3 separate regions of the Homo sapiens genome follow, and regions 2 and 3 are each linked to region 1. Evidence: chromatin loops called from intact Hi-C (ENCODE). Cell type or tissue: B cell. All regions are shown on one strand.

Region 1 (8,000 bases):
ATTTTTATCACTTATCGAGATAATAAGGTTTTTATTCTTATATAATCTAAATGTATTTTTATATAAACTATTTTCCTGGTATTGAAATATCCTGGCATTTCTAGGATAAAATCTACCTGATTGTTTAAAATGACTGACTTTATTGAATTTAATTTGCTGGCATTTTTGGTATTTTGGGGGGAATTCTGGCATTGAGTTTCTTATGTGAACTTTTATTTTTTGAGTGCCCTTTCTTTTTCTTTTTTTTGAGACGGGGTCTTGCTCTGTTACCCAGGCTGGAGTACAGTGATGAGATCATGGCTCACTGCAGCCTTGACCTATCAAGCTCATATGATCCTCCCACTTCATCTTTCCGAGTAGTTAGGACTGCAGGAGCCTACCACCAGCCAGGCCCAGATAATTTTTTACTCTTTGTATAGATAGGGTCTCTTGGAACTCCTGGGCTCAAGCGATCTTCCCCCCTTAGTTTCCCAAAGTGCTGGGATTACAGGTGTGAGCCATCATGCTTGGCGTATACCATTTTTGATAGGTTTTATAATAAAAGTGGTTTCACTCACAAAAAACTTAAATTTTAGTGTCTTTATTCATTTAGAAAGGGGATTTTATGTCTTTCAAAATTTGCAAGAATTTGCCTAAAGCCTCTCTTGGTCTTTAGGCGTTTTAAAATTTCTCCCCTAGCTTTGATCTACTTAGTTTTTCTACTCCTAGATTCAATTTGGGTGATTTATGGTTTTCCAGAAAAAAATGTTTAGCACATAGCTAATTTCACATAGCAGTCTCATATAATTTATAAAAAGTCTCCATGGCAGATCAGGAGGTCAGAAGATCAGGATCATCCTGGCTAACGCAGTGAAACCCCGCCTCTACTAAAAAATACAAAAAATTAGCCGGGTGTGGTGGCGGGCGCCTATAGTCCCAGCTACTTGGGAGGCTGAGGCAGGAGAATGGCGTGAACCTGGGAGGTGGAGCTTGTAGTGAGCTGAGATTGCACCACTGCACTCCAGCCTGGGCAACAGAGCAAGATTGTCTCAAAAAAAAAAAAAAAGTATCCATATCTGTTATATCTCCTTTCTCCTTTATATTTTCTTTTCTTTTTTTTTTTTTTAAATAGATTCATCAGCGATTTCTCCATTTTCTTGATCTTTTTCCAAAGAATTACCTTTGGAGTTGATCAAAAACATTGTTTCTAATCATTAATTTCTGCTCCAAAGTTTCCCTAATCCTCCATTTCTTGGAGTTTAATTTTTAAAAAACCATTAATCAGTTCACTTATTTTTACTCTTTCTAGTTCAATTTTTCCCTGCCAAATGATGTTACTAAACTCAGTGTGGTTTCAAATGACTTGAGTATTTCTAAAAATCTGCTCTCCGAGGAGGAAGATTTGCTATCACTGATGATGTCATTTAAAAGAATGTGACTCAGACTCTTGTGGCAAATTTCTAAAGAATTCTAAAAATGTTTGAGTAATGGGAACACAATTGCAGCAAGCTTATGACCTACTCTGAAGGAGCCAATTTGTAAAACCTGCACGTTTGCTGAACATTATCTGCCCTTATATATTTAGAAATAATCAAGTGCTAGGAATTAAAGAGGAGCTCTCACTTTTGTTTATTGGGATGCCTTCTGATACTGCATGTCTATGACCCAAGATATTCTTAATATTTTTCTTTTTGTGAAAATGTATTTAAACACATCATGTGTACAGCCTGGCTTCATTTTTGCTCCCAACAGAAATTAATCTCAGATGAAACATTTTTCAAAAAAAGATTAAAAACTGTTCACATGCTAGGATGACCAAGTTTTCCTTGCAAAAACCAATTCACTATGATGATGTGGATGAAGGCAGAATGTGTTATTAAAAATAATTAAGTGCTCTGATAGGCCACAATTATAAGCGATAAAAATATTCTCTAATAAAATGTATTGTGCCAATAGAAAGGTAGATTGCAGGTGTGACCTTTGGCAAGGTATGTAGTAGAACTTATTAGAGCCATGTGTTTGTAGATTATGTAACAGTTTTTAAGTGGTCAGGAAGGGGAGGATTTTGTGGTCAGAAAAGTGGAACTGCCCTATTTAACATATGACCCTGGCCATTCCCATCCCAAATTACTGTTGATCAAGTTACAGATAGTTGGGAAGCCCAGGTGAAAGGGAAGCCTAGAATAAGGCCCGACAAAATTGCAATAAACAGTAGGCCACAAAGCCAGTGGCCATTATCATTAAAAACACTTACTGAAGTATTTAATATAGAAAATAATGTCAAGAAAAATTGTTTTGCAAAGCACTATGAACCAGAAATCACTTAAAAAGGCTTTAACATATCCTCCCCTGATGTCTTTAGGAAAGCTAGAACATGACCAAAAACATAAGTAGACCTCCCCAGACTAACAGCTTTATGATCATTATTTGAAAGCATTTTGTTTTGCATTTGCATGCATCTCAGGTTTAAGTTTCCAAATTTTTAAAGCATTTAAGTGCTAATGCTCTAGGAATTTACTCTTGAGAATAAACACCACTAGGAACCAATAAATGGAAGCCCAAACTTTTACTGTCTCTAGCAACTTCAAACAGGGGCATACCTATAAAAATTTATATATTCAGCATTGGTCTCAATTGGGTTGCCTTTTACAGAAGCACTTTAATGGGACAGTAAACCAGAGCCCAGAGGAAACAAAAATCCTAATTTTGTGTTGTGGTTGCCAAATTTTCAGAAAAGCACAGATCTAAAGCCCAAAGGCTGCTAAATTGATTCACATGAACAGAGCCTGAGGCCAAGTTTAAGTGCGAAGATTTTATTAGGCGGTACAATTCCAAGGTGGTAAGGGTGAAAGGAAAGGCGAAGGCAGGCAAATACATTATTGAGCTGAAAACAACTTTACATTCAAGGACAGCTTCCAGACAAGCCATGTAGAACCAGCATGCCTTGGGACTGTGTGGATGGCAGGGAGACGAGTTTCTATGCTGACCACTTCATGCTTTCTGCCCCCTTTGGGGAAAGTATGCCTCACGGACCTCTAACTCTCCCACTTCTCTGGGGGCAGCACCTGACCCCTCCCGGCAACTGCTAGGCAAGAGCATTCTGTTCCTTCAAATTTCTCACCTGAGTCTGAGTCAGAGCATCCCATCATCAGAGCCTCTGTCAGGGAGGCAGTGCTGAAGCATGACCTTCACCTGGGGGAGGCTGTCGGGAGATGGCACTGGAGGCCAGGCCTCTACCCTAAGCGAGAGGTGCAGGCCGGGGTGGAGGTGGACGGTGGGACAGAGTAAATCCGGGGAAGCACATCAACCGGGTCTGGTAGGGCATAGCCTTCTTGGACCTGAGCCATTCCTACTGCTGATGTCCACTGCTTCTCAATCGAGAAACAGCACGGATTCAGCTCTCAGATTTTGTAAACTGTGATTTTCTCCCTTATTCCTCAACAACCACCTAGCCACGACCTTCTTTAACTCTTCCCCCAACCCCGAAACTTTTGAGGAAATGACTTTTCTTATAATTTGAATGTTAATAAACCGTACCCATTTAGAAACTACAGTTTGATGATTTGGGGCGACTGTATACGTCATGTTGCCGCCGCTCCTATTAAGATATGAAATTGTCCCACCACTGCCCCAAAGTTCCCCCGCTCCTGTGCATTCCATTCTGTCCTGTTCCACTCCTTTCCCAGGCAACTGCTTTGCATCGCCACTGTTGCTTCTTCTAGAATGTCCTATAAATGGACATCAGACCGACTATGGCTTTTTGGGTTCTTCCCCCCACAGCATCGTGTTTTTCAGCTCCACCCACGTGGTTTTGGGTATTAATCCTATGGTAGAACTAGCTAGATGCTGGAGAACTCATTATGCGCCGGTAGGTAATTTTAACCTGCATCGTCTCATCTCTATTCTGTCACAATAGAGGAAACTGAGGCACGCCCGGCGTGTGGGCGTGTGAGGGGGCACCGGGCCGACTTCCGCCCGTCAGTAGGCCTGGACCTGCTGGCACCCGCTGTCAAGATAGGGCCTGGCGTCGCGGCGAGGCATCAGCTCGGGCAGAAGCACAGCCCAGGAAGTGGGCGCGTCGCAAGCTCCACACCCAACCAAACCCGGGCAGAGGGCTCGGTGGGCGCGAGGCCGAGGGCCCAAGAGGCCGGGGCCGCTACCCCCTCGCCCCTGGGACGGCCTCCGGGTCTCCTTGCTCCAGCAGACAGGCCCGCGGCGGCTACTCCGAGGCGCAGGGGCAAGGCCGCAGCGGGCAGCGGAGGCCGAAACAGAGAACACACACAACGCGGACCGACAGCAGTCACCGCAGGGGTCGCCGGGGCGCGGCTCTATAAAGCCTCGGCTCTATAAAGCCGCGCTAAGCCGCATCGCGCTGCACGTTTCCTTCCGCGCGGGGCCGGCGCTACTTCCCGCCTTACCAGGCCGCCGTGCCGGGAGGAGCTGAGACGTCTGCAAGGCCGCAACATCTCGCAGCAGCTTTTCGCCTGCTTCCTCCGCTCGCTCTAGAGGGCACAGCAAGGTGCGGGGCTCAACCTGCCGCTTCCCCAAGACGGAGGTGGCCGCCACGCTCCCGCCCGCTGTAAACGTCCGAGCGGGAAGAGCGGCCTCTGGTTTCTGTGGTATCGGCTTCTGGTTTCTGTGGTATCCGGAGACTTCGTTTCCCGGCGCGAGGGAAACAAAGATGCTGGCGTGGAGCGGCCTGCCCGCCGCTATTGTCTGGCTGCCTGACAGGGAGCGGCCGCTTTCGCTTTCTTCTGCCGAATGGAACGTGGTGACTCGGGAGCCGCGGAGCGCCTTTCGAGGCAGCTTTGTCTGCGGAAAGGGAGCGCTGCGGACGGCCTGTCGGAATGGTCACCGCCCGCTTTCCGCGGGAGGCGCGCCGGGCACCGCTGGGCGATTTCTCCGCCTCAGCGAAAGAAAGGAGAAGCCGGCATTTGTGGCCGCCCAGTCTTCGTTCCGATTTGAGCCCTGGCGTCGGCGGGAGGTGACAGTGCTGTCCGCGCGCACCCCCTCCGTCGCCGTCAGGGTCGTGCTCCTTAGGTTTCCTGCGGTTTTTCTGCTGCTCTGAGACGGTCTCTGGGACCAAGTTCTCACAGCATCGTCTTCTCCTCTCGCAAATAATCTTTTTATGATGTTTGTTCTGCTGAATCCACCGGACGCCTCAGACACGGGCCCTGACGGCATCGCCGGCCTGGGGGAGGCGTGGAGAGAGGGGAGGAAGGCGGGAGGGCTGTGGGGCTGCTAGCTGATTTGGGGATCCCATCATCTTCGAATTTTTATGCAGAGCCCATGGAAGCGCCTGGTCAGAGAAGCGGGAGGAAACCGAACCTAAGAAAGGGGCTTGGAGTCAGCAGTGAAGAATCTATTGTTTATTTTAGTTTTGTTTTTAGATTCAGGAGGTAGAAGTGCAGCTTTGTTGCTTCCAGGTATTGCAGAGTGGTGAAGTCTGGGCTTTCAGTGCTGCCCCCACCCAAATAGTGTCCTTTGGACCCATTAGGTAATTTCTCATCCCTCAGAGTGACTACTATTTAAAAGGCAGCTATTGTTAGAGCTGGCAAGCTGCAAGGGCAAAACAAAACAAAACAAAAAACAAAACAGGGTTGGGGGGAGCATAGAATATTTTTTTTTTTTGACAGCAGCGTAGTAAAGTTTGGATTTAGAGCTTTTTGTTACTGCCCATCTCCCATACTCCTGTTTTATTTCTCTTTGTAGCATTTATAACCTCCTGGTATGATAACGCATTTTACACGTTTATTGGCTTCTCTGCCCACTTGATTTTTATCTCCTTTTGGAGAGCAGGGAATTTTTTGTTCCCTGGAGCCTAGCAGGGTACCTAGCAGTGTTCTGGGGGCTTTGTAAATACTTGCTGAATCAGTGGAAAAAAAAGAAACAGGGCACATTATCTAAAGTTATTGTGAGACAAACATAAAACCAAAAGGCGAATGATGCAAGGAGAAGTTATCTCTGAACCTGCTCTTTGTGTTTTGGAGCAGTAATACATTAGGAATAGCTAAGAAGGGGTCACGCCAGCATTCCATTTTCCAAATAAGAAAGTGAAACAAGTGAGCTCTCACTTCTAGGATGCCTTCCACTTCATTAGAGGGATTGGTTCTCTGAGGTCAGCCCATCAAAAATGTATGAAGAAAATGGAAGCCATTTATTACTGTTCATCTGTTACCCTCAGACATATTCTCATTTCCAGCAGCAGGGAGTTAGGGTGGCATGCCTCGTGAGCAAAACATGGGGCTTGGGGACATTCAGAACACCTACAAGATGGTGGTGTACACAGTGCTTGGAGGCATATCTGGGGAGTGTTTCAGCTGAAAATTGGCCACATCCTCCTATTTATTACACGTTTCAAAAATGGCCCCACAGGTTGCACATTTATAAGTGGTGGATTTGTTTTGAGGGAAGTGAGCGGGAGTACACTTTATTTTGGAGTGAAGAGGATCGGAGTAGCCACCTCCTCTAAGAAACTACTCCAGTCTCAATCTCCATTCCTTTGGAACTTTTCGTTAGGAAAAGGCCACATCTTGGCAGGGAAAGTTTATAACACCTGTGTCAGTACTGCTGGAAAGCTCTAAATAAAAAAGTTAAAAATTTAGTGTATTCCTCAATCACCCAGTAATTATCGCATCCTGGTACACAAAACTGGAGGTATCCTTGGAGGTCATTTATTCAACAAGTACACTGTATTTGTTGAGCATTTTTCATGTGCCAGGCATTGTTCTAGATGCTGTAGATACAGCAGTGAACAAAACACAAAAGTCCCCTCTTTCATATTATTCCACTCCCAGGGCCCTTTCATCCTTTCACTACATCTTTCTTCTTATTTTTACATTTGCCACAACCACCTTCTTTGCTAGTTGGTTCCCTTTATTCACCAATTTTTTAAAAACTCATTTCTTCAGTCCCTCAACTCATCTGAGATATGAACATGTCAAAAATATATGATGAAATACAATTTAAAAGTCAGATCCTTTTAAAAAAAACTTTTAACCAGAATGAATCCATTTCTAAAAGTTTATTTTTTATGCCTGTAATATTTAAAAAGCCTAAAAATGATCTTGCTGGTTTTCTTCAGTTGAGTGTTGTGTAAGTGAAAATTACTTCACAAATCCTACTATTAGCTATTATAATCAAATCAGCTTTCACTCTTCCATGAGACTGTTTCCTTCACAAGACTTTGGTTGACCATAACCAATTTTATAGTAATATACAACAAAAAATAATGTGGAGAATAGCAAAATTAAACATATTTTTTTAAAAAATAGAGGTGTTCTTTCCCAGGATTTTTTTTAAGAGTAAATAATGTTAGCTTATGGGATTGTAGTGCACAGCACAGCCCCATAAGGAATATTCAAGCCTAATTTATCTCAGTTGTATTATCTCTGACTCTCTTTCACCGGTTTTCTCTAAACTTATTTCCTGTTACTCAGCCTAAAATGCTCACTGCCTCAAATGTTCCCTGAAGACTATGGCTTAATTATAATTCTTCCCCTTCCACATTTCACATTTAAATGTATCTTATTTCAGACTTGTTTAAACATTCTTCTGAACTATCCTTACTTCCCTGCCTATCCTCTTCATCCTAAACCGAGGAAGCATGCTGAGCTCCTCCCTTCTGTCCCCCAAGTTGCTCAAGCCTAGGAGTCAAAGCCAGATTACCTAAAATGCTAGTGATACTCAATGCTGGTAGACATACTAGAATCACTTAGGAGACTTTAAAAATACTGGTTTCCTGGCCTACCCCTGACCAAATAAATTAGAATCTACGGCATTGGAGTCCCAGCACTGATAATTTTATAAGGCTTCCCAGGAGATTCTAATGAACAGCCAGTTTGATAAACTGCAACAGGCAGCCCAAGTATCTGTCCTCGGCAGTAATTGTCAAACTTAAGTGTTTCAGAATCACCTGAAAGGCTTGTTAAAACACAGATTGCTAGACCCTACCCGCTGAGTTAATGATTCAGTAGATTTGGGGTAGAGCCCCCATATTAGCATTTCAAACAAGTTCACAG
Region 2 (8,000 bases), 550 kb after region 1:
CCTTAGGTCATTGTAGTGACACCCTCTTGCCTGGAAAACCTCTTCCCATGCAGGCTGTGGTTCTCTCCCTCACCCCGTTTACATCTCTGTTACAATGTCACCTTGGCGAAGCTACTTAGCATTACCACACGGCTTAAGATTGCACTCCACACATGCATATTTTCAACGCTCCTTCCCTGCTGCCCTTTTCACATACCCTTATCATTTTCTAACATAGCATGTAACTCACCTGGTACACTTATCATCATTTATTTTCTGCACCCCCACACCCCTGCACTGCACGCCCCCCCCCCGCGCCACACACCAACCACTAGCATCCATGAAGGGAGCAGCCTTCATCTATTTAATTCACTGATGCATCCCAAGCATCTAGAACACTGTCCATCCCATAGTAGGCATTCGAAGGAAAATAGGCTTACATCAAAAATACAACCAAAAAATGGCCGGGCAAAGGTGGTTCACATCTGTAATCCCAGCACTTTGGGAGGCCAAGGCGGGTGGATTACTTGAGGTCAGGGGTTCGAGACCAGCATGGCCAACATGGCAAAACCCCATCTCTACTAAAAATACAAAAATTAGCCAGGAATGGTGGTGCATATCTGTAATCCCAGCTACATGGGAGGCTGAGGCATGAGAATTGCTTGAACCCTGTAGGCAGAGGTTGCAGTGAGCCAAGATCGCGCCACTTCACTCCAGCTTGGGCAACAGAGTGAGACTCCATCTCAAAAAAAAAAACAAAAAAAAAAAAAACAAACCCAAAACAAAACAAAACAAAACAAAAAACCCAAAAGTAAAAGAAAAGTGATGAAAACAAAGTCTATTTGACAAACAAAGTCTGTTGTCAAACAATCAATAATGGCCATTACTTAAAACAGAAAGCAATCATCAGTGTTGTTTTCTTTGTTTTTATATAACTTGGAAAACAGAAGCAACAGTGGAGGCTTCCCTATAAGAGCCTCCTATTGATACTTCTAATTATTATCTACAGAATAAAGATAACTTAAAGTGGGTACAAATATGAAAAGGCAATGAATAAGAATAAAAATAACTATTTTTATAAAGGCATAGTAAAAGGGGACAAGAACAGCCAGATTCACTTATTAGCAGTGAAAGAAGGAGAAAGCAAAGTAAAACTATTTTTAAGTGAATAAATAAAAGGTGTGAAGGCTAAAACAATGCCTGTAGAAAGGAACAAATAAAAATGGAAACCAAGAAGCAATAATGAATTTTATAGAAAAATGTAGTTGTTTGGACACATATCTTTTCTTGGTATACTGCTAATCTCTTTTACAGTTAACAATTTGTAATGCCTTTTGAAAACGAGAAAACCGTTTATTTTTGACATAGGAAATATTGTTTTCAGCTAAATTTCATGTTACATTTATCCTGTATGCTTCTATCCAATTAATCATATCAAAGTTCCATATTATTTATGCAAGTACTGAGAGACTTATTCTCTGAGGAGCAGACCCTACACATTAAAAGAATGTTTTAAACTATTACTTTATAACATCACTGCCATCTGTTGGATCTGATCAGAATTAGAGTTTAAGTTGTTCCAAGAAGAAAAAGGGTTCAGTGTTTTTCACTTCCCTTTGGCAATGCTAACTAAATTTGGCCACTGGTAAACTATGAAAAGATTAGAATAAATGTTCAGAACTAATAAAGATTAGTATAAATGTTGGCTAGACAGTTTTCAAAAGATGCAATTATCTTAGGAAATAAAATGCAATGAACAAAATAAAAATATACACAGTAATAACTACAATTATTTTAATAACTATAGAGAAGTGAGAACTGAAGTTTTGTTACAGTAAATGCATGATCATAAGTCCCTTGTTTACACATAGATCACACTAACTCTGATTCTTCATAATTATTCCATGTCATCCCCATGAAGAACTGAGTGATTTACCTAAATCTTAGAGACCCTTTTATTACCATTTCTTTGCTTTTTATTTTTTATTTTTTGTACCCCTTTTGACTTTCCATGACAGCAGTGACCCAAGAAAGTTCTAAATGTTAGCACATATAGTGGTGACTGAAAAATTAATTGATTGATTACTGGCCCATTGCCAGCTTCTACAATACCAGAGACAAAAAGCTCTTCCCCAGAAACTGTCTTGCTGTTGTGTTCCCTATGGTCAGGACCGCACAAGGGAATGATGAAATTGTAAGCAGTACACTCCAAAGGGACTCCACAAACAGATAGAATGCCCCCAAATTATATGGATGTGCATTTGAGTGCTTTGGGAAGCTTAGAATGTCCTCGTTATATATGGATAACTTGTCATTTTGTATTATCAGTATTAAACATTCTTTTCGCTAATATAGAAATAAAGCATTGACTAATTTTAATACTTATTAGAATTATTCATGGAGTATCATGCCTGAGAATGCCATGCAATTTGTAGAGAAAACTTTAGAACGTATGCCACATACAGAACTTCACACAGTGTTTCAAGAAAAGTCAATACTTCATCTAGTGCTTCAACAAAAATCAGTGCTGCATTTACTCACAGTGACCAAAGTCCTTTATCAATCATTTCAGTATTGTCAGGGAGGGGCATGATCTTAATGATTTCCTGGAATGTTAAGTTTCTCCAGCAGAAATAGAAAGCACTTTTCAAACCTTTTGAAAAATTTCTCTCCCATTCAGTAAAGTTGGTGGGAAGATAATGTATTGTGTATTTATTGTTACCATTTCTTTTATTCTATTGATTTTAGGCTAATGGTTTCTCCTTAGAATTGCCTATATTTCATAGTGGAATGAAGGCTGAGTGCAGTGAATGATGATGGTCATTTTGAAGGGGGGAAAAATCTCTTAAAGTTAGCAAAATACAAACCACAAGTTCCACTTTTCCTTCTCCATCCCTGTACAGGAAGAGATGAAATGGCTAGACATGTGTCCCATCACCCTTTGAAAAATAAATGTTAACACCCTATTCTTAGAACACACTTCTTGGCCAGTTACACAGACCCACTTACATAAGTAATCCTGTCATTGAGAATACTTTTTACTAAAGAAGCATTGACCATAGAGATAATCCACAGTGATTTACAAAATTAAAACGTAGTCCCATGAAAAATGCAAGTTCGTGTTGTAGACTTGATGTATAGGTTGCATTTAATATTGCTAAGGTTGTACAGCTATTGTCTTTGTTGCATAGGGTTTTTCATTTTCGGAGAGTTCCATTTTCTAACAATGCAAGGAACTGCGTCTTCATACTGACCCCTAGTGGCCGATTAGGAGGACGTTGGGGGAGGGGCAAAAAAGGTAATGGAAGGATGGTTCTGTAGTTTAATGAAACGTACGTTAATTTAATTTGGAACACTCTCCAGTGTATCTAAGATAATATTTCCAAAACATTTTTAAAAGATTCCGATCTGAAAATCATTTCAACATGCTGCTTTTAGAGATAATATTCTACTGCTAAACGTGTGTTTAACAGATGCTTGTGTTTGACTTTGTCCCCTATTAAGGTGTAGTCATTTACAAATGTTTTGACGCATTCATTGTACCGGTAGCTGGACATCTTCTGTGCTATATAACCAGATAGGATAAATGTAATACTCTTGAACAACATAATCTAAGAAATCTCATTGCTATTATGGTTTCTCTAGAGTCGATTTTTTGCTCTTGACTTTGTATAATAGATTTTGTTTTACATTCTTATTTATATCACTTTGTTGTAAAATTCTAGATCCTTTGAATTAGAATACTCACAAGATGAGTATCTTGCAAGATAGCTAATTTCATAAGTTTTTAGGAGGTTTTGTTTTGTATTAAGGATGAGCTCTGGAAGAATGTATTTAACATGTTAATTAATGCCTTAAAAGTCCTCTGGAATTAATAGATAAAATAAATGGGAAAAGTCCTCATGGTAAACCTGAGAATTATTCTTGCATTATTTCTGTCCAAGTTTACTGAGTGGATGCTTTTCTTTCTGCCCCTTAGAGCCTAGATTCCTCCCTGTCTGATGGAATCTTATTCTAAACATTGGTTATACTGGATTGGAAAAATCATACTGAATTTGGAAAACAGAGAATGAAAAGCTGAATTTTGCAATAGAACAAGTGGATTCCCTATCCCCATTTCATGTCAGTGGATGCCCACCTGACCTTGACTAACAGTTTGAATTTGATTAGCTACTGATTTTGTGAGGCCAAGTGAATCCCATAAAATGTTCAATTAGAAAATTATCCATGCTACTTTTATTACCTACAGTGCAGAGACTGATATTTGCATAACCTCGTTTTAAAGTTGCTAGTACTCTCTTTCAGGTTTAATTTCCAACATTACTGATTTTCAGAGGAAATCTTTATATTGTGTGATTTCCCCCCCCCACTTCCAATTTGAAGCATACTTAAACCTATATAAGGTTATTTTTACCAACCCTTGACTTTTTATGTTAATCATTTCTCTTGATTTTTCTTCACACTGGAAATGGTCCTTACCACTCATTGATTACACTTGAGTGAAAGGCTTGAGTAGGATTTCTGAGGAAACTGCCCCAGCTCTAGCTCTGCAGGTGTAGGAGATTTTGCTGTTTAGCTAAAAATTGTCTGAAAATGAAATTTTCATGCACACACACAAGTTTTACAATATGATCTTACGTTTCCATGATCTGAAACTCTCTACCCTTGTGGCTCACTGAATGTTAAGAGGATGATGATGTTGTTGAAAGCTAGCAGTTATCGGCCAGGTATTAAGCTAAGTCCTTGAGTGGAATATATCATTAAATCCCAGAGCAGTCCTATGGGGGAAGGAATATTATTGTCATGCCCATTTTGCAGATGAGGAAACCAAGGCCCGGTGCTTACTCACAGTCACAGAGGTGGTCTGTTCTGTAGGTCCCCAGGGAGCTGGTAGGAGCTGAACCTCTTACTCTCCACCCCGGCAACTTTTCTCTCATTCTTTCCTCATCAGTGCCTCCAGGACCCTTAACTTCTCCACATTTTCCCCACCAGAAATTTCCCTTGTGCTGAAATTCATGATCTCTTTGAATTCCTCCAGCACTCCTTGTACTCACTCCAGTAGGCACCTTGAAATCATCTTTCATCCCTTCCTTTCCCTTTCTCTTTGCTTCTGACCCTCCCTCCACCTTTTTCCCCGGGTTCCTTTCCCTAGTCTCCCTTCTCCCCCTCTCTGCTTCCTCTGCCTCCTCCTCTCTGCTTCCTCTGCCTCCTCCTCCTTCTCATTTTCCATTCCCTAAGGAATGATGTCCTAAAGCAAGTAAATTCTTTTGGTTTTTGTTTTCCTGAAAATACTATACTTTTTAAAGCTTAAGAGGTTGAAAAATGTAAAAACTAATAAATTAAAGGTCAGAAAACCATGTGTTTGTTTTTCCGGTCTCTGTTGATTAACTTACCTTTGAGCAAGTTTTAGTCTCTCTGCATCCTGTCTTTTTTGACTATGAAACAAACAAGTAAAAATGAATCTATATAATCTACTGTATTTTGTGCATGTAAGAGATTACCCCCTAGCCAGTATCACAGGGAGTCTGGAATCCAGCTTCTTCCACTGGGGGCCGGATGTGATCCGTCGGTACAGCTGTTATCATTTCACCCCAAAATACAGGGAACTTACCACCTTGACTGTAGGTTTTTTTTTGTTTTTTCTTTTTTGTTTTGTTTTAGGTTTTTTTTTTGGTAATGATTCTACCATTATCTGGGTATCCTTTACCTGCTGGGCACTGTGCTAGGCTCTTGGGGTACCACAGGAAAGGAACACATCAGGCCTACATTTCAGTCAGGGAGGCCAGCAGTACACAAGTAATTTTAAAATGGTAATTGCAGAATTGTTACAGTATAGGTAAACTTCAAACAGCACAATGTGGAAAGAGGGCCATGGCCCCGGGGTTAGGAAGGGGCCTAGAGAATGATACAGGGCTTGTTAAGGAAGGGCTCTCTGAAAAAGTGACATCTGAGCTGCTGAGAATAAACCAGTCCTGGCAAGCGCAGGGATTTTTTTTTGTTTGCTGTGGCACTAGAGCATTCAGCATCCTTATTATTTAGTTAAGAAAATCAACAACATGGTATCTCTAATTACTTTGGGATTGTATCCCTTGTCATTGACAGATATGTAAATACGCTGATTTCCAGGCTAAACAGAAACATTTGGTAGCTGCAAAAGTCATTTATTATGAATATCCTAACTCCTTGACCATCATTTCTATTTTATTAGGAGACAAGTCAGCCATGCAAAAGAGAGTTGTTTTTTGCTGATGGCAGGTAGTTAATTATGAGTAGGGCATTCTAGCATTTGAAACAAGGTAGCATGTATGGAAGTGAAGTATTGTGATTGAACAGATAGGTCAATAAAGGCTCTGTGTCACTTGGGAGGAAATTACATTTGATTTCCCCAGACTTTGATTGACTGCCTCAAAATCGGTAGCAAAAACATGCATGCTCTTTGTGGAAGTGCTGGGGTAGCACTCACTATTCTCTTTGCAGTCATGCTGTTCTCTTTGAGAGAGCATAATGTCACCGCGGCTGCAACATCAAAGAGAATTCTGAAAGTCTCAAAATGAAACCTGCTAAGGTGCATCAATATGATGTAATCAATTCGGTTTCACATATTTCCTAGCATTTTGCGGGGGGCATTTTTCTTATTTTGCTATAGATGCAAACACATTTTTTTCCCTGTGGCTAGGCTTTACTTTAATTATGTTAATTTTAAAACCTTCATTTTAAGCATAAGCCTACAATTAATTGGTTGTCTCCCTTAATTGTGAAAAACTTCTTAAATAATATTTCTTTAAAAGAAGAACATTCTCTTGGCTAGTTTTGTCAACCTGGAGTTCAGCCAGAGTTTAGGGGCACATATACTAGCGTCCTGTAGCTGTGGGGCTGTGGCGGGATGATCCTTGTTCTGGACTCAGAAATTGACCAATTTAGCAAACACACTCCACTTCTTGGATCATTACCTTTGTTGAGAAACTGGCTGGAACAAGAGTCAGGAATTCTGTTTACAGCATTCCAAATCTGGCTGTGATAACCAGGAGACCTGTTTATCATAACGGCCAGTGTTCCACCTGTTCAGACTTCCTGCAGCCGGCAAGGCTTAAAAATGCCAGCTCTGAGTTGCTGCTGCGTACACACCGCCCCTGACCACTTGCAGAGTGTCTGCCGCCAATATGTCTTCCTTGGTGTGACAAAACTCACGGAGACATGAAAAGTCATGCTGGTGGGAATGGTTGTAATCACTGTTAACAAACAAGGTTCTTATTGCCAATATCACCATCTGTTCCATCGGGTTCCACATATTACCCTGTATGTGGGCTCTGTTAAACAGATTTCTGTTCTGCCCAAGGTCACCCTTGATTCATGTTACTAGACTTTGCAGTTGGGTTGAATGTGAACCTCAAATTGAAGCAAGGATTCAACTCTGAAAGGTACCAAATGGTGTCAACTGGTGCACACTAAAATAAACAGAGTCAACAATGTCTGCAAAGACAAAATAGAGACATCCCTTGATAAAAGAGAAGAATATATTCCCAAGAAGTTGTCTAAAGTGTAAAATTTTATTTCTTGAATACCATCTAAAAATTACCTCACTGTATAATTGGAGAAGCATGAGGGCAGGGAGGAAATGAACCAATTTCAAGAGCAGCTGTAAGTGATAAAACTGGAAATCGCAGTGTTGCTGGATCCTATCCCTTCTTGCAAACTTAAAGCTGAGCTAAGCACTTTCCCCCTCCCTTCTTCTTGATACCTGCAGCGAATTTCTGCTCACTCACCTTGAGTTGATTCGAGTCAATTAAAATACATTGATCTTCTCAGCACCGGAAATATAAATAAGACTCAAATATTACCTCTAAGAGGTAAGTACCAGGTACAGACATAGCACAGCAGAGGGAGTGATTAACAAGGAGGGCCGTGATGGTCACAGATGACTTTGCAGAGGAAGGGACAGGTAAGCAGAGAGTGAAGAATGAGCTAGTGTTCTCCAGCCACAAGTGCCAGAGGGATAGGGAAGGGTGTTTGGGACAAAGGGA
Region 3 (8,000 bases), 210 kb before region 1:
TGGACTTTCCACAACTTTAAATATAGCTTTTTTCATATAGCTCTAGATTTTCCTCTTTTTTTTTATAGTTTCAAAATGACAGGACATTGTTTTCCTCCAATAGAGAACTCCAGATTAAAATTCTTAAGATTTTTGGTTATATTGTTTGAGAAATTATTGAGTTCTCTTCTCCTACAGCAACTTTGATGATCAAGTGTCATCTTGGTTTTAAAATGTACGCTTTATTTCCGAAAATAAAATTGAGTTAACTTAAATGCCATAATCATTTCTAAAAGGTTGTTTTTGTTTTGTATCTTTGATGGAAAGGGGTAAGAGTACTTTTTATTTGCTTATAGGCAAAATTAAACCCTTCAAGTAAATAGCAAATTTCTCATATTTCCTGCCTTGATACCACACATTTTTTTCTTACCAAGTCTATCATAGATGGCTAGGTCATAAGTGAGTAGGCATGGAAAATTGATTTCTAATTTCTATTATTTTTTCTAATCTTCATCTGTAAGTATTCCTCTGATAGGGTGTTAAGGACTGAATGTTTCTGTCCCCACCAAAACATATATTCTGAAGCCCTAATTCCCTATGTGATAGAAGCTGGAGATGGGGCTTTGGAGAAGTAATTAGTGTTACATGAGGTGATGAGGCTGTGGCTCTCATGATTGGATTAGTGTCCTTATGAGTAGAATATCAGAGAGCTAGACATTCCTTTCCCAGGTGCATGTGCAAAAAAGGGGTCACGTAAGCACACAGCAAGATGGCAGCTTTCCGCAGTCGAAGAGAAGAGTCAGCAGAATAAAACCTACCTTGCTGGCACCTTGATCTCGGACTTTTCATCCTTTAAACTGTGAGAAATAAATTTTGTCTGTTGTTTAACCCACCTGGTCTGTGGTGTTTTTTTATTGTAGGCTGAGCAGAGCAGACTAAGACACAGGATTTAGTCTTAAATTTATTTTTCAATACTGATCGACGACAAGTTAAAAATTCACATTTTAGGGATCAGGTGTTGGATCCATGTAATCACCAGAATGCATTTCTCTTTAAGAGTCCAGACTTCTGGCTTAACAAGATTGAAGATGGAAATGATTTTGGGGTAGCAATCCAGGATAAGGTGTTGGAGAGGGTGAATGCCATCAAGACCAAAGTGGAAGCTTTCCAGACAACCATTTCCAAGTATTTCTCAGAACGTGGGGATGCAGTGGCCAAGGCCTCCAAGGAGACTCATGTAATGGATTACCGGGTCTTGGTGCATGAGCGAGATGAGGCAGCCTATGCGGAGCTCAGGGCCATGGTGCTGGACCTGAGGGCCTTCTATGCTGAGCTTTATCATATCATCAGCAGCAACTTGGAGAAAACTGTCCACCCAAAGGGTGAAGAGAAGCCATCTATGTACTGAACCCAGGACTAGAAGGAAAATAAATGATCTATATGTTGTGTGGATAAAAAAAAAAAAAAGAAAAAAAATCACATTTTAACCTAATAATCTGTATGTTTACAGTTTAAAACTTATATTTTGGTAACTGGTAAAAAAACATAAAGGGGGGTTCTGGGATGTTGATAATTGTTTACAAAGATGTGTTAACTTTGTAAAAATGTATTCAGTTGTACTCAATAATTCGTGTACATTTCTGTATTTATGCTTAATCGAAAAGTTCCCTTTTCAATCATATTTCAAACAATTAAAATATTAAGATTTTTCTTAAAAATGTAGGCTTTAAAAATAACTTAAGATTTAAGTATTTGGTGTGATCTATAGACATAGTTTATTCTCACCCTATTCCTGTAAGCTCAACACTTAGTTTCAACATTAAAAACATAAAATACACTGACATTACCAAAAGGGATTAACCCCAAGGACTTAAAATGAAATAATACAGTTGATAAAATTAACATTCTTACTTAATTAAAATGTTTCAAGTTCTTTAACTATTTTCTAGTTAAATGTATTATAGCTTATTCTACCCTCAATTCATTGCTGTTTTCAGTTGTAGCTATAAATTGAAGAACATTTTAGGCCCTGTGTCCATCAAAATTCAGAGAAATAAAAGTTCATATTTGCATTATTCATTATCATGTATTATGCATGCAGAAACAGAGCAGTTAGGTTTCTTCAGGCTTTTTTTCCTAAACTTTGCATTGCATGACATCAGACACAAGTGTTAGAAACGAAAGCAGAGACACGTTAAACCATGTGGCTTCCTCCTAGCCTCCATTATTTTCTAAAGAAACACTTGCATTATAAAAATACTTTAAATGAATGACTTCTATGACTTTTGTGACAGATCTTTAATTTTTATCTATTATCTGTTTTGTCCTTTTCTGAATTAGATGAATAGTACATTCTCTAATGAGTTTTTATTTTTAAATCATAGCAATTGGTTCACCTTTTATTATGTTACTTCAGTGAATTTCCCTCTGATTGTGTATACGCAGTTTAAGTATACAACTCTATTAGCAACATTAGGAACATATTTACATACTCAAATATACAACATAGCCTTTTAAATGCTATTCAGCCTTTAATTAAAGCTTTAAATGATCTTGACATATATCTAGGTTTGGCTGGTATTACAGAGCCCAGAAATTAAGGACAAAAAGATGCTCCTCAGAAATAGCATTTATTGCAACATCAACAACCATGACACGTTGAAATTTTATAAGGCCAATGCATCCATAAATATTTGTGCAATTCTTCCAAATTGTTGCCCACCTACCTTTTTTTTTTTCTTGAGACAGGGTCTCACTCTGTCACCCACGCTGGAGTGCAATGAAGTGATCACCATGCTGGGTTAATTTTTTATTTTGTGTAGAGATGCTGTCTCATTCTGTCGCCCAGGCTGGTCTCCAACTCCTGGGCTCAAGTAATCCTCCTGCCTTGGCCTCCTAAAGTGCTGAGACTACCGGTGTCAGCCACCCACACTGGGACCCACCTATCTTACCTGCCTGCAAGAGCCAAGGAAATGGCCTAAGCACTTGTCCACATAATCACAGCAACTGCTTCTGCTTACATTAGAGGGGAGTTTTGCACTCAGTGTGACACCTCCATTCCCATTTAATTCTCCTCCATTTTCTGGTCTCTAAATCATATTAATACCCAAAATAGGGTGAAATAGAATGTATTTAGAAATTTAAGATCAAATTTTAAACTGCCACCTAGGCCCCTGGTCAAGTACAAATTCTGGTACTATCTCACAAAAGTGTCCTGAAACAGGGGTCTACGTGGATGTGCCAATTCCCAAACATCAGCTTGGGGTCAAAGAATCCTTAGTCTCTAGACTCCATGGCCTGAATCTATCCTGAATCTGTCTCCTTCCAGATTTTGCCTGCCTCTCTCTCTCATCTTGCCTTCTGTACCTAAATGCTAACAAATTGTTTCCCTAAGACAGATTCCCCAGGAATACTTCCTATGCACACACAGCTTTCATTTGAATAAAATTGAGCAGCCCAATGAATGCATAATTTAACAATGCCCTTTAGCACGCCACAAATGTTGTGTTGGTTTTTATTTTACCCCCTTTACAAGATTTGGAGCAAAATATTAACGAAACTTCATAAAAACCAATTCAAGTATCTTTTGGTTTCAAATTAACTAATTAGGTAGCTGTATTTTAGAGGAAGGAACTTCCAAGAAGGCAGTACATCAGGGAGGAGCTTGGGCTTGGGCCTGACTACCCAGGTTCCAAACTCACTGTGACTTCCGGCAAATTACTCAGCTATTTACTCAGTCGCACTGTGCCTCAGTTGCCTCATCTGTACAATGGCAATAATAGGACCTGGAAGACTTATGAAGATTACATACCTTTCTCCACGAAAGCACTCAATAAAATAAGCCTTTATTAATATGTCAACTGAGCTGAAACATAACGAATATAAAACAATATATCCACAGGAATAAGATGTATTAGTTCTTACACTTTTCTTCAAAACTGTCTTTCAATTTTCTGTAGTCCAAGCCAAAACAATAATTATTATGATGAAACTATGATTATTTCTCAAAGTAATAAAATAGAAGGAAACTATTTTGAGAGGGCTTTGCATTTGGGGAAATAAAAGGTAGGGGACGTTGAAAGTAGAAAGTTGAAGCAAAGTATGGTAGCAGCTTCACATTCAATCTTTCTCATCATTCTTTTTTTTCAGGTTTAACAGTCATACTATTGTAAAAGAGGTTTTCTCCTTTTCCGCCTTGATGGGAAGTGTTGCAGGCTTATTCTATTCTCTACTAAATTCAAGCGTTTTAGTAGAAAAAGTAAAATATAATATATATTCTTACAATATTGTCCACACGAAAGATTTACTACACAAAAATTATTTCTGAAGGCATTAATACCAGGAACAATTAATGTTTAAGTCGCAAACGGAGATGTTTACGCTGACAGGGAACAGACAAAAGGGCGGCCATGCTTCAACAAAATGTAGGAGTTTTCAGTTTGCAGCTTGAACTTGACACTGTTGAAATACATGCATTTCGGTGGCCCCGTTACATTTCACGCGTCACGAAGCCGAGCAAGACCAGCCCGGGCCGCCTTCCCCGTGTACGCGCGGGCCTCCGGGGACGCGCAGAGCTGGAGCGGCGGGCGCGCGCGGCAAACGGGCCCGCGCGGCCTCTGCGCGTCCCCGCTCCAGCACCCTGGCGAGGCCTAGACCGCCGTGAAGACCCCGGGGAAGGAGTGGCCGCGCTCACCTGCAGCCGGGAGAGGACAGCGGGGGAGAGGAGGCCGCTCTGCACCGGCCGAAAGCGAAGGGCTCGCCGGCTGGCCGCGTAGTGTAAGGGTCGGTGGTTTCTTTGCTTGGTCCCTGGAAATCCACCCCTTCTTATCCCGGAGGCCTGAACTCGATTTCTGCAAAACTTCCCGCGACCAGCTCATAAAAGGAGAGCGCGTCCCTGGGTGGGCTCGAACCACCAACCTTTCGGTTAACAGCCGAACGCGCTAACCGATTGCGCCACAGAGACTTCGGTGTCATTTTCCCCTTCTGCCTCAGCCTTTATGAAGAATAATAAAGGCAGTGTGTGGCTGTTTCTGCTTTCTGATTGGTACTATCAGAACCAAAATATTTTACTTCACGTTTCCAACCCTCTTAATTCTATTTTCCACCTTTTAAGCATATCGCAAAATTATACAACAAAATCAAGCAGCATTGCAGATTGCAAAATGTATTAAAATACTGTTGCTCCCCCCCGCCAACTCCCATTTGGAACGTTGTATTTCAGGAAAATAACTATTTCTTATTAGTTTTCTTTTATGAGAAAATCAAAGCTTTCATCTTGTGAGCTGAGAAACTTTCCCTTTGTTTCGAACAATTTGCCCAGTGCTTCGTTCGCTCATCTCTCGTGATTTACTTGTGTAGTATTCCCAAGGTCATCTGAATTTTATTTGGCTGCTTTATTTTTATATTCAGGTATTACTAAATGCATAGATGAAATCCCTATTTGTTTTGTACTAAATACAGTACAATGATTTCACACTAACATTTTGTTACTGGAAAGAAACATCAGGGAAAAAAAGCTACAGGAACATTTCTTAGTTCCAGTGCGTTGTAGTTTATTGCTAAATCTGCCCTCGTCCCTGGAATTAGCCTACACACCCACATCGAAGCATAGCACTTAAAACACACATCTCGAGGGATAAATAAAACCCAATTTGAGGAAAGAGAAGTTAAAGAAGAAAAAGGAATGATTTATACTAACTCCTGCAAATTTTTAGCACAGAAACACTGCAGGTAAACATGCTCCATTCCTATAAATACTTCAATGAAAATCGTTCCCTTTGTGTGAATGTTTCCTGGTGCCTTTTAAGGTACACTTCTAAGTTCCAAACGCTCTTTTTCTCCCTTCTTCTCTCCTCAAATAATTGCGAGTTTCCACTTGAGAACGTGAACGTGTTTAAATTTTTAACAGTCACTAAACCGCTCTGTACAGAATCCCTCCAAAAACAATCGCTATCATGATTTATAGACGTTGTAAGCGACGCGTCTTGGTCCAATCAGCATTTTGAGTTCCCGTTGCATGGTAAGACAACTTAAATTGGCTTTGGAACCAATTAGAAGCCGAGTTCCCTGAAAGCGTTGAGATGTTAAACAGCTGTGAATTCACGCCAAGCTGCACCACGCCACTTTCAACAAACTTTTGGAAGTGCACTTGAAATTTTTGAATTTGAAAAAACAATCTAGGAAATGCTTCTACAGAGTGTATGAGAAGTCTCATTTCATTAGACGATGCTGCTTTGTACTTGGTAATATTATATGTACCTGTTAATGGGAGCTAAAACTATCAGGTACTGGCTTTTCTTCTCCAAATACCAAACTGAGTGTCCTTTCCTCTGTTGTTTTTGTGACTATCCAGTTAGAACAGACTGCAACGGGTGTACTTCACTGCCCCATCATTCAATGTTTACTCTTCTGTTTAAAGTAATATTAGGAACGGTTCTACTCATGTAAATCTCTTCAGCTCCAATATCTTTTCCTCACTTCAGTCATCATACTAGCATTTGACTTCTAACAAGAGAGATAATGAGAAACAGTCGATGAGAAAAACTAACTCAGAAAGGAATATTAACTCATTCTAGGCTAAAAAATTGTCTATGTAAGTACCACTATTGGTTTTAAAACTGTCTTCAAGCCTGGTTCTGTAGTTTTTAACATTTTACATAAAATGGCTGTTTCCACGGTTACTTAGCTCTGCCTTGTTTTCCCTCTCCACTTGAAACTACTTCAAAGGAGCATATAAATGTTTAAAATATTGAATGGACTCTGAACATTTTATTCCAATGGTATATATCAAGCACATCTTTTATGCAGAATGATCACTAACAAAAATAAGGGAGAAGAATGCATTGTCATCTAAATCTTTGTGATTATCTCATCTTAGGCCATAATATTTATGTTCAGTTTTTAAAGCCAAACTAAGCCCACTGGATTAATTTTAGAAACATACATTATCTTTTCTTAATTTTAAGATAACCCAAGATAAATGAGTCCTATAGCTTCATTAGCACTTGGGTCTTTATAACTGCTAAAAGTAAAATGAACTGGGCATTTTGCCCCCTTTTTTGTGTATTATACACAACTGAACTGCAAATTTACTTTTCCTAAGAATATGCCCTATCAATGGGGCTCATCTGTGCAGATTAATGGGCATATATATTTTATTTTCTTCTTGGAGAGGAAGAGAGAAAAGCAAGAAGATCTGTGCAAATAGGATTCACCTGTCTTAACAGGCAAGCCACAATGGACCACACTGATCTAACACCTTCCAGATACCATGAATCCAAGGCTTTCAGATAATATTCTTCCAGCTTCATCCCAACAGCATAGGCAACTCACAGGGTTGCCATTAGCAGGATTGTGCATGACCTGAATTCTTCTTCATTTCTGTATTTCAGAAGTATGGTGACGGAGTCGTTAAAAACGAAAAATCCAGTTAAAAAAAATTTTTTTTAATAGCCGGGTATGGTGGCTCACACCTGTAATCCCAGCACTTTGGGAGGCTGAGGCGGGCAGGTCACCTGAGGTCTGGAGTTCAAGACCAGCTGGCCAACATGGTGAAACTCCGTCTTTACTAAAAATACAAAATTAGCCAGGCGTGGTGGCAGGCACCTATAATCCCAGCTACTCGAGAGGCTGAGGCAGAAGAATCGCTTGAACCCGGAAGGTAGAGGTTGCAGTGAGCCAAGATCACGCCATTGCACTCCAGCCGGGGTGACAAGAGCAAAAACTCCGTCTCAAAACAAAGAAAAACAAAGTTTGGAATTGTTTTTTAAATCAAGTGAGTTACAGAAGTCATCCCAATAAGTGGAAGGTGGTGGCACCAGGAAATAAGTTAAAAGACAACACTACACAGATGTCTCTAAGAGCAAGAGGAGAATTATGAAACCAATTCTCAAAACAAATGCTAATCATATTTTACAACTGATTTATGAGTAAAAGTAAATCGAACCCTTCCAACCAGCCTCAAGCTTAAAACCACGTTTCCTACTCACCAAAAGTATCCTTCTCATATAAAACTGGAGGAC

Evidence for each region. Hi-C counts contacts between places; a loop is a spot of excess contacts. Peaks named below come from ENCODE experiments on the same cell type or tissue, not always from the same donor. Only the 100,000 strongest peaks of a DNase experiment are listed, where the experiment ranks them.
Region 2: it touches region 1 in a loop (8-fold over the local background); 37 of 110 quality-filtered maps call a loop at or near these places.
Region 3: it touches region 1 in a loop (10-fold over the local background); 29 of 110 quality-filtered maps call a loop at or near these places.

The regions. Positions count from the first base shown.
Region 1 is chr10:22,432,654-22,440,653 of GRCh38, forward strand. It overlaps LINC03027 (long intergenic non-protein coding RNA 3027), which reads right to left and starts at 5,276. Exons shown (of 1, transcript NR_036533.1): 1 at 2,772-5,276. LOC105376449 (a long non-coding RNA gene) reads left to right here and starts at 4,422. Exons shown (of 4, transcript XR_001747392.2): 1 at 4,422-4,498. RefSeq lists a silencer at 4,024-4,203 and enhancers at 4,674-4,723, 4,690-5,190, 5,024-5,183, 5,191-5,691. In B cell, a CTCF peak has its summit at 4,236; DNase peaks (open chromatin) are centred at 3,118 and 4,378; H3K4me3 peaks cover 2,365 bases; H3K27ac peaks cover 3,496 bases.
Region 2 is chr10:22,985,828-22,993,827 of GRCh38, forward strand. The region is part of intron 10 of ARMC3 (armadillo repeat containing 3); the gene reads left to right. Among named protein-coding and RNA genes, the nearest start is that of ARMC3, 62 kb to the left of the region's middle. In B cell, CTCF peaks have their summits at 1,504 (motif pointing left), 1,711, 3,246 (motif pointing left) and 3,448; DNase peaks (open chromatin) are centred at 1,524 and 3,234.
Region 3 is chr10:22,224,641-22,232,640 of GRCh38, forward strand. It overlaps TRN-GTT2-3 (tRNA-Asn (anticodon GTT) 2-3), which reads right to left and starts at 4,942; the gene lies at 4,869-4,942. It also overlaps the pseudogene PSME2P6. RefSeq lists a silencer at 4,394-4,643. In B cell, no CTCF peak of the experiment used is centred here; DNase peaks (open chromatin) are centred at 4,781 and 5,981; H3K4me3 peaks cover 2,715 bases; H3K27ac peaks cover 1,933 bases.